Linked DNA regions of Homo sapiens: region 2 is linked to region 1. A link is a loop called in an ENCODE intact Hi-C map of the cell type or tissue named here. Cell type or tissue: MCF 10A. All regions are shown on one strand. Links, peaks and the distances in the headings refer to the core of each region. The heading gives the core; the rest is flanking DNA.

Region 1 (5,569 bases), core at 343-5,342:
AGAAACCTGTTGCATGGAAAAGCCACCTTCCTCTGTACTTATAGGACAAAATGTGTTGTACTCTTGGGGATCCTCAAGTTCAAATGAGAATCTCAACAATTTCCATTTCCATTTTCCTGAAGACTTGGCACACGCTGGCTAGCAAGGCTGCCCAACAGCAGAGCTGCGCAGCTGCAAAGGCCTTTACGTCTTTGTCACCAAGTTGGCCAGGAGCTGCCTATGTGGGAAGTCTTATAATGCATCAACAAGAGGGAAGCAGCAAGAACTGAATCTCACTGGCTCATCAATTCCCAAGTGGCTGGCAGCAGCTAAGATACTACCCTTTTTCTGAGCCAATAGCTTTCTCAGGCTGTATATGTGCCACCTTGCAACTGGCCTCTTGCAACACAGAGAATATGAAAGAAAATTTTTATCATTCTCTGGTAGTCTTTTGCTTTCTGGAGTACTCTGTTCTGTAATGCACAATTAGAAGTGATTTCTCCATCAACATAATGAAACTGTAGTTAAAATGAGTTCACTATTTTCAGGAAAATTACTGAAAATGATGATGATGATGTCACCAAAGCTGGTCCATCAGGAAAGCATGCAGCCAAGACATCTTTCTACTATTCAACATGGACAATTTAGTTTCACCCAAAACGCCATCTATCATGTTAAACTAATGCTGATAATTTGAATTTGTTGGTTTTATAGGGTTTAATAAGTGTGCAAAGTTGTATGTTGCTCTTGGTTAAGAGCTACATTCACTAGGTGATTCTTCCTGGAGTTGTACAGGTTTATGAGATATGTTGATAATTCCCTGATGTCTTTTTCCTTACAAGCAGTTGATACTTTCTCAGGTTTGGTGAGGACCCATGTAGAATTACAAGAGAGAATCCACCTGTGGCTACCCACTGCTGAGTCTTAACACTGCAATTGGCTGGATTGGGGCAATTCATACAACTTGTCACAGAAGCAGAACCAGGATTCTTCCCTAGCAGTAAATAGACAGGGACCGTGTGGGGCACCAGAAGCAGCTATGCAGGCACTCTAGACAGACCTTCCCATCTCTGCACAGGGCAAAGTCGGTCCCAGCCAGCAGCTGCCTCCCCGGGCATGCACCAGCACATGCAGTGCAAGCTTCTGCAGGTTGACTTAGTGTGATGTGAGAAAGTATCATTCACATGTTTCATGTCGTGTACTTTCAGAGTTGGGCAGAGAAACCGTGTCCCCTGTGTGGACTGCCTGCAGGCTCTCTGGGACAGACCCAGAGGTAAAAAGCCAGCACATTCCCCGTGTGCCTGCCTAGGCTCTGTTTCCCAGACACTCATTAGAGCCTGACACATTCTGACATATTCCACTTAGAAACACCTTATCAATAAAAACCAAATGCTTTTCGTCTTTGGCCACTTAGGAATCCCACACTGGGGACACAGTCCACGTTTAGTGGGCAATGCTTTTGGCCAGATGAGGCGCAACTAAAACTTCAGTACAAGTTTGGGGTAAAGTGCTGCATTAATTCAGGGACTGGCAAACTGTGGCCAGGAGGCCAAATCTAGGCCACTGCCTGCCTTTAATAAATAAAGGTTTATTGGTACACAGCCACTCCCATTTGTTTTCATTTTGTCCATTACTGCTTTTGTGCTACAATGACAGAGTTGAGTAGTTATGACAGAGACCATATGGCCTGCAGAGCCTAAACTATTTATTCTCTGGCCTTTTACAGAAAAAGTTTGCCAACCCCTGCATAGGAATAAAAGGAAAATAGCCCCTTTCAAGGAACCCCTGGAAGGGTCCGGACACAATGCCGGCTCATGGTTGTTTTCCATTCCTGCTCTGACTCCCAGGCTGCAATGCAGTCAAAGCCCTTTGAGCTCCCCTTGCTAAATAACTTTAACCTTTGTGAAACAAGCAGCCATCCTTCTTTTGCAGAAGGAATGACAACGATCATTTTTCCTTGCAGGTTATGGGGTGGTTAGCCATGTGGGCAATGGGTCTAGACAGCCAGGTTTGAATCCCTCCTCACCTTTTGAGCCCTCTGTGCCTTGGTTTACCTTTATGTAAGATGAGGATAAGAAAAGCGTGTGTCCTCTAAGGCTTTTATGAAAATGAAATGAGATACTAAGAACAAAGTGTTTGTTTTAACTTGGACTGCCTCATCCTACACGATCAATAGAGACAGGGATTCTGGAGTTAGAGGATATCTTGAGAGGGCATCATCACTGCTGTCTTTCTGAGGAGTAAACTGAGGTCCAGTGAGGAAAAGTGACTCTGCTCCCACCCTCCATAGATATTGAGGCAGGTTTAGGAGGCAGAGGCTCCAATGGTAACGGCTGCTAATATTTTTTGAGCTCCTCTGGGTGAAGGGCCTGGGCTCCACACTTGACTTGTCATGTCTCATTGAGCGTTCGTGGCTGCCCTGTGAAATAAGCATTTTGTTTACCCCGACTTTACAGACAGGGAAGAAGCGATGGTGCTGGAACTCACATCTGCCCAAGGTGAGCTTGCAGGAGCTCACGGCCAAGCCCTGGCTGCCTCTCCACGCAGCGGCACTCATGAACACACTTGGGAGCAATACAACATTTTGGGTTCCAGGGATAGAAGGGGTCAGGGGAATTCAACTAGAAAATGCCTCAAACACCAAATTCTCCATCTGGGTAAAACTGGAACCTTTCTGGCTACCCCTCTTCTCCTGTGTACAGCATTGCAATGGGTCCATCTAGTGGTCAAAGGCAAGAATGTCCACCGGTCGGGCCTCTGAAAAGCAACTGAGCCAACAAGCCCTCCCATCTCGGCCAATCTCAGCAGGCCAAGGGACAGGCAGCCTGGCCAGACGTCGGCCTTAAGGAGGACCTGGCAAGGGACGTGTCCATGGATGTGCAAAGGAAGGGGGACACTGGCAGTGGCCACCTCTCCCTCCTCATCTTTTCAGAGCCCTGTACCCCAGTTCCACAGGAAGCAACATTGCCCCTCAGAGGACATTTTACAGTGTCTGGGGACATTTCTGGTTGTCACAACTGGGGGATCTTTCTGGTGTCTAGTGGGTAGAGGCCAGGAATGCTTCTTACCACTCTACAGTGATAGGGCAGCCCCCCCACGGCAAAGAGTGAGCCTCAAATGCCAACAGCGCCACACAGCACTGGAAACCCTGAGGTGTCCTCCTTCCAAATGGAACCGGGCAGGCCTGGGGATTCCACGAGGCTGTGCGTGCTCAGAACCCTTGCATGTGCATTCCTGCCTAGACCGCTCTCCCCATCCCCACTCTCTTACCTCATCCTCTTCCTTCACCTCTCAGCCCACTTGTCTCCTGTTCGGGGGAGCTCATCTGCTCATGTCTGCCTCTTTGTCTGGGTTTTATCTCTCCACATGCAGGCCTGAGACAAGGATTTGGAGGCAAGCAGTTTATTTGAGAGAGGATTCCAGGAAGCATCTGTAAGAGAGTGAGGAAGAGGGACCGGAAGTGTGGGGGTGGAAGCATTGAAGGGTGAGTTGATGGGCAGCCATTGCTGTGAGCAGCCGAGGTGTGGTCTCTGAAGGAGGGGGGCGGGGGCATGAGGACTCAGAACTGTCCCCTCCAGGAGAATGAAGCCAAAGTGTTTATCCTTCAGCTCCCTGGCTGTTCCTGCACACTAGCCACTTACATTGCAGCTACCTGTGCACTGATAAAGGAACTGATGTCTGTCCGGTCTGCACACATCTCTCCATTGTGAAGGGCATTCAAGTTTGCCCTCTCTCACCCTGGTCCTCAGAAGCTAATGGGTCACTTTCCCAAATTGAAGCTCCAGAGACCAGGAACAGAGGACTGGTATAGTTGATGAGTCTACACAACAGGAGGCTGGCCCCACCTAGTGCAAGGATTTGGGAATTGTGACATCACCCTGGAGGCAATGCTAGCTCCCCCATGATCCACGGCCACATTGTTAGGGCTATGGAAACCTGACGGTTTGAGGGCAGACCACCAAGAGAATTGTTACATCACATCCCCAGCTAGACCAGGCTTAGTTTGCTTAGTAAGAAAGGCAATATTTTTGTTGAATTTCACATTTTCTACCAAGTAACGAATTAACCTTTTTGAAATCGCAGAGGAGATCACAGCAGGAAATGAAGCCATATCCTGTACACGCTGGCTACCACATATGAACCATCAGAGAGATGGAGGGCAATGTCTGGAAGAAGGACGGGAAGAGGGAATATAAGAACATTCAGTATTAATGGATTCCAAACTCCGTGTGATAACCAGCCGGTCCTGGACCAGTTTATCATCGCAGTGTGGACTGATTCTCTTTTGCAGGAAGTTAGTTTTGACTTCACCAGCTGGATTGGAGGGCACCTGTGGCATACCTTGTCCTATTGCTGTGGGGGACTTCGTCCAGCTTTTAGACATGCAAGACTAAATGTGAATACCATCTATACGTAAGTGGCTGAGAAAATGCTGTGGAGAAGCTTACAGCTCTCCATCATCAGCGATATAAGCACACTTTGATTAATCAGGTGAACTGCATACAATCAGGTAGTCTTGCTGAGGATGAAGAACTTTATATGGATTTGGGGTAATAGGACTAAAGTCCTTAGCATCACTTGTTTGGATTTTTCTCGTTTCATGAGTAGTTGATAATTCAGCAAAGGTTTCTTAAGCACCTAATCTGACCATTGCACAGAGGGCTAACTGCGGGGAATACAGCAGAAATGACATCTAAATGGCACATAGGGTACCACTCCCCAGCTGTGCCCATGCGCTGCAGCGAAGGGAACTACATTTCCCGGGAGGCCTTGCGCTCTCGCTTCCTGGTAGATTCAGCCAATGGGAGGCACTGGCCGGAGATTGGCTGCTGGGAGGAGGAGAGAAGCCTGGATGTGCCAGCCTCTTCTTCCTGTTTCTCATGGCTTCATCCATGATTTTAGCTCCAGCACAAGGCAGTCTCTCTCTGTGCTCCCATTGTGCCTGGCTGGGAGGGCACAGAGACCTTGGGCTCAGAGAGCCCCACATGCATTCTCCTTTTGCCCCCCTGGCCTAGGGGTGAGATCAGTTTCCTGGTGTTGCTCATATCTGGATTTTGTCTCTACTTCTTGTTTGACTCCTCAACTCTTCATTCACCTGTGCCACAAACCCCCATATTAAGTTCTCTCTGCTTGAAATACCTAGTGTAGTTTCCGGGATTTTGGACATCTTGCCTACTCCTTCAAACATATTTCATATCCCTTTCCCTCCTGCATGAGGCGTCCCACTCCCTGGCATCCTTCTTGATGTTCTTTTTTTTTTTTTTTTGAGACAGAGTCTCACTCTGTCGCCCAGGCTGGAGTGCAGTGGTGCCATCTCGGTTCACTGCAAGCTCCACCTCCCAGGTTCACGTCATTCTCCTGCCTCAGCCTCTTGAGTAGCTGGGACTACAGGCGCCCACCACTGTGCCTGGCTAATTTTTTGTATTTTTAGTAGAGATGGGGTTTCACTGTGGTCTCGATCTCCTGACCTCGTGATACACCCGCCTTGGCCTCCCAAAGTGCTGGATTACAGGTGTGAGTCACCACGCCCGGCCACACGTCCTTCATGTTCTAAGACTCCCACCTCTTTCTTACCCCAGGGCCTTGGCAC
Region 2 (5,569 bases), core at 150-5,149, 970 kb before region 1:
GTAGACAGTGTTAGTGATGGCTAGGGATTTGATTTATTTTCTTTAGACCACATAGCAAGGTATGAATTAGAGGGCTTGTGCTTGGAAACTGGGTGACACTATCTCATCAGAGAGGCAGGATTGAGACTTGGACTTTGAGACTGAAGTCCTCAGCCTTCCATGGCAGCATATCCTGTAGAAGAGCTTGTCATACTGATAATAGGAAAAAAGTATGACAGAGAAGCATGTTCCCAAGTCCCCCATCCTCTCAGCCTGTCTCCTTGTGCTTAGATGAGCATTGCATGCTCAGTGGTGACATCCTGGACAGAATTTTCATGCACCCATTTGTGCTGCCTGGAGAAGGACTGGCTTGCTCAGGCCAGGAGGAAGACATCACATCCCTTTCTGAAGGAATGAGAAGAATCTATATGACAACTTCTACCTTTGAGTTGTCACCATCCCCATTTCCCTGCTATGGCCCACTTCTGTGTTTGAGCTGATCAGGGTTATGGGGGAGAAGAGCTGGGAAATGCGCCCCAGGGTGGATGCAAAGCACCTGTGTTTTAAGTGCCACCTGCAAAGGGAGGCATTTTTCAAATCTGCCTCTTGTTCCCTGTATCCTGTGGCTGGAGGCGGGTCTTTGAGTTCCCTGGCTCTGGGGCGAGCATTCACTGAGGATAGGCAGCCTTCGTCCCAGAGCCAGCAGGCTCTGACATTTCATGTGGGGTGTGGAGGGACATACCCCCTCTCTCGCGGCTGGGGGTCACGGAACATCTTAGTGAACTTGGCTTAAATCTCTGCTCCACTGTATGTGTCAGGGGACTGGGACCTCTTGGAACCTGTCTGTGAAATGTAGCCTTCAATGCAGTAACGCGCACGGTGACCTGGCCTGTAGGAAGACTGCCACTGGTGTGGCCTCACCTCTCTGGAGACAATTTTGCTTATCTGTTAACAAAAGTTAGAGGAATCACTTGTAAGGTTGGTGGGAGACCCAGAATTTAAATATTTTCCAAAAGATCCCATTGGAATATTGCACTTTTGCTCTTTGTTCGTATGGATCTGTGGAGGAACTGAGAGCTCATAATAAAATTATGCAGCACCACGTCAGGTAGAATAATTTGAGAAACAATCACTCCCTAAACGCAGTTTGTCTTTGCCTTTCATTTTTTTAATTTAAGAATAAGTTTTTTTTAGAAAAATATAGAGATGTAACCCAAAGAAAATAAAGACATAATCAGATAGCCCTCTGATTTTTTGAAAGAATAGAAATAATATATGCGTATCACTAAAAAACTCAAGCAGTACAGAAACATTAAAATGAAAAGTGGAAGTTCTTCCTGCTCTCATTTTTGTTCTTAAAGGTGAATGCTGTTATAGTCTTTTGTGAATCTTTCCAGGAAAAACATGCATGCGGGAAAATATGTTTCTGTCTATGTGTTATTTGAAAGTGCACACTAATGAGTTGTGCTGTGCACACACAGACATGAGCTGAAGATCTGCTCTTTGCGTACCACCAGCTTCAGCTCCAATGTACCCACTTTATTCTCGTGAATGGATGTCTATTACCGAGGATTTATTAAAAACAGGGTATTTGTAAAGAGGGCCAGCTTCGTGCTTTAAATGAATAAAGACAGGATTTTGTTGTGTTCATTATTGGAGGAAGTACTTGCAATGGATTGTAATAACTTCCCTGCCAAAGGTAGCTGTTTTTTGGCAAGAAGTAAGGAAAACAAACCAAAGGAAAGGAGGATTGAGGGGCAAGAGGCATGAAGTTTTGCCCTTCTTGAATATGCCCCGAGTTGTTCTACAGATCACTGAAGGGCATTTGAAGGTGTGAGGGGAAGGCTTCCTCTCCTTTGGAGGGAGTCAGTCTCTCTGGGCCAGGAAAGAGACATGGAGGCAGAGGGGTGCGGGAAAACCTTGTGTGAAGAAATACTGGCTACAAATAAAGTTTAGATTTTCAATACTGGCACAAGCATTTTTTTAAACCTATCCCAAATTCAATTTACTAAAATCCACGTGGAATTAACCTCCTGACGAGTGAACCCCACTCACTGACAACAGTATTTCTGCCATTTGTGTGTTTCTGGTAAGAAGGATGGAATTTATTTAATTGAACTGTGGTTTCGGTAAAGCACACTGTAGATTTCCTGGCATCAGCTTCCCTAGCTAGGATTACATTGGCCTGGGTTTCTTTTCAAAAGAAACTCTACCTGCCCCATGTAATGCTGGATGATATGAATTTAGAATCTTGCTAGAATGTGCCTGAGGAACTCAGTTGAAAGGACTGTGCATCCAGACAGGCTATATAATAAGAAACATTTGAATCCCTTCTTTTAATGGGCAAGATTTATGCACAAAGTGGTATTTGGTTTTCACCTTGACCTTGCTGTCTGAACCATAGCCTTACTCACTGAAGAAATGTCCTATGGTTGAGATATTTCTAGCCAAACGTTTGTATCTCAACCTTAAATTTTTTTTTCGTTTTTTTTTTTTTTTTTTTTTTAACAGAACAAGGAAGAATCACACTGTCTTCTTTTTCAAGGCCATAAAATGAGAACCACACATTTAGCCCCAGTCCAACTTGGGAATTCTAAACACTTGGAACAATTATACTCAGTTTAGTCTAGTCCTTTCTTTGGAGTTGAAACCAGTTGAAACTCCTGCTGCACTCTAAAGAGCTCTTGTCCAGGAGATGCAGCCTGTGATTCTTGTTGGAACACACATCTGTTTCTGGCTGGCCAAATCCAAAAGTGGAATCCCAATTGCAGTTTTCATGGGTGGCAGAATTTCAACTTCATTATAATGTAACCACCTGGGTTGCCTTCACTTTTCTTTTTCTTCTTAAGGATGAAATAGGCAGATAAGTATTCATTCAGCTATTAAATTACATTTCCATCCTGTAACGTCTTATTTCCTTTTTCTCTGGTGAAATATATTGACTTGATGGATTATCTGCAGTGTCATTTCTTATATAGACCTCACAATTTTAACTTTCAGAGTTTCTTCCAGTCATTTGCGGATGTGGTTTTAGCTTTGTAAGATTTTATTTTACCCCAAACAACAAACAGCAAAACAAAAATTACTAGATGGTTTTGATTTAACAACAATCTCTTGGATGAAAAGTAAGCAAGATATTTAAATGAATGGAAAGAAATTGACTTCTTAAAAAATTGAATTGGAGCCTGAAACTTGTGAAACATAAAAAATAAAATGCTTCTCTGGCAAACAAGTTGTAATATGATTAGCTTGAACCGGGAAGCTGAAAGTATTATTCTGGCCACCAGGGGGAGCACATATTGTTCCAGGAGATGAAGACAAGCATGAAGATAAATAATACAATGTAAAAGATTTGTCGTTTTGTTAAAGTGGCGACTTTCCTGTTGTGAAGGTCTACTTAGAAGAGAAGGGCTCTTGCTGTTGTTGTTGTTATTATTATTATTGTTAGCCAGATGCTCGCACATGTGGTAAAAAATGGACTTTCTAGGCTCATCAACACATGACTTAGCAAACAAGTTAGCTTAGACATCAATAGCACCTTGAAAATAAGTTTCACTTCCAACTTTGACTCTAATATATACATAGATTGAAGTCTTTGAGTTTAAAATAAACATATGTGAATTTTAAAAGCAACTAGCCAGGCACAGTGGCTCACACCTGTAATCCCAGCACTTTGGGAGGTTGAGGAGGAAGGATTGCTTGAGCCCAGGAGTTTGAGACCATCCTGGGTGACCTAGCGAGACCCCATCGCTATCAAAAAAAAAAAAAAAAAAAAAAAAAAAATTAGCTGGATGTGGTGTGCATGCCCATAGTTCCAGCTACTTGGGAGGTTGAGGCAAGAGGATTCCTTGAGCCCAGGAGAGGGAGGCTGCAGTGAGCTGTGATTGCACCACTGCACTCCAGCCTGGGTGACAGAGTACGACTCTGTCTCAAAAACAAAAAACAAAAAACAAAAAACCAACCTAATCTAAACTGATATTTTTGGGAAATAAAATCAATTTCATTTATATTTGTGAAATTTTAATTTTTTTGGTTCATTTGAGTTTGTCTCTCATTTTAAGCAACTTATCTATATTTAGTGATCTTTTTGAAAGTTTTAATCATTTAAAGTGACAATACAATATTTCTCTGTAAGGACCAACGTATTACAGAGGCAACAAACAGCAAGGAAAATGATTATCTTCTCACTCTCTATTTATTTTAGGATAAAATCCAGAAAGATTACCATGGGTGAGGCAACGATAATTTATTTCTTAGATTTAAAAAAAGGAGCCTCTCTTACCATCTGTAATGTGGTCGTTTGCACATATTTAACTCAGAATACCAGCTGTGGAACATCTTTATGCAGGAAGCAGTTTAGGAAAGGATAGGGGATGTGTAGCTAAAAGTTGGCAGAGCTATCTGGTTCAAAGTCTCAGTTTTACCACTTACCAGTTGTGTTGCTTTGGGTAAATTTAGGCAAAACCTTTCAGCCTTAGTTTCCTCATCCGTTTAATGGAAATTATACCTCTCTCCCTGGGCTGCTGTGAGAACTAAATGTAATAATATACATAAAGAGTAGGGACTTGCTTTGGGTCACAGTCAGCTTTTATTAGTGTTATTATTGTTGCTGTTTTCTTCTTTTTCTTTGTACATCAACGTTTTATGGTGAATTAAATCGTGTTTTAACCTTGTAGACCACATTGGCTATTACATATATATATATAATATATATGTAATATATATATGTAATGTATATTATATATGTAATGTATATAATATATGTAATGTATATAATATATATGTAATACATATATATTATATATGTATATAATACATATATATGTATATATATGTATGTATATATATATGTATATATGTATATATATATGTATATAATACATATATATACATATATATTATATATGTAATACATATATAATATATATGTAATGTATATATATGTAATGTATATAATATATATGTAATACATATATAATATATATGTAATGTATATTATATATGTAATGTATATAATATGTATGTAATACATATATTATATATGTAATGTATATTATATATGTATTACATATATGTATTACATATATAACATATATGTATTACATATATGTATTACATATATAACATATATGTATTACATATATGTAATACACATATAATATATATGTTATATATATATATATATATAAAATTTTTTAAAAAATTGTTTCTTGAGATAGGGTCTCACTCTGTCACCCAGGCTGGAGTATAATGGTTTGATCATAGTTCACTGCAGCCTTGAACTTCTAGACTCAGGTGATCCTCCCACCTCAACCTCCTGAGTAGCTACAACTACAGCCATGCACCACCACACCTGGCTAATTTTTTAATTTTTAATTTTTTGTAGAGATGCAGTCTTGCTATGTTGCCCAGGCTGGTTTTGAACTCCTGGGCTCAAGCCATCCTCCCACCTTGACCTCAGCCTCCCAAAGTGTTAGGATTACAGGCATGAGCCACCGCACCTGGCCTTGGCTATATATTAGATTCATTGATGATCCAGAGCCCATCAAGACTGCTAACGCAAGTCTCTGAATTTACTGGAGCACTCGAC

The links. Peaks named below come from ENCODE experiments on the same cell type or tissue, not always from the same donor. Only the 100,000 strongest peaks of a DNase experiment are listed, where the experiment ranks them.
Region 2: a loop joins it to region 1, with 6 times the contacts of the local background. A loop is called at or near these places in 7 of 110 quality-filtered maps.

What each region holds. Positions count from the first base shown.
Region 1 is chr20:22,681,496-22,687,064 of GRCh38, forward strand. It overlaps LINC01747 (long intergenic non-protein coding RNA 1747), which reads right to left and starts at 3,849. Exons shown (of 3, transcript NR_146527.1): 1 at 3,621-3,849; 2 at 3,250-3,409. It overlaps LOC124904963 (a long non-coding RNA gene), which reads left to right and starts at 3,938. Exons shown (of 2, transcript XR_007067729.1): 1 at 3,938-4,392. RefSeq lists an enhancer at 3,000-4,199. In MCF 10A, for the core only: CTCF peaks have their summits at 2,675 (motif pointing left) and 3,830; DNase peaks (open chromatin) are centred at 2,696 and 4,776.
Region 2 is chr20:21,716,539-21,722,107 of GRCh38, forward strand. PAX1 (paired box 1) reads left to right here. Exons shown (of 5, transcript NM_001257096.2): 5 at 1-1,943. Among named protein-coding and RNA genes, the nearest start is that of PAX1, 14 kb to the left of the region's middle. In MCF 10A, for the core only: CTCF peaks have their summits at 3,268 (motif pointing right) and 3,468; a DNase peak (open chromatin) is centred at 3,283.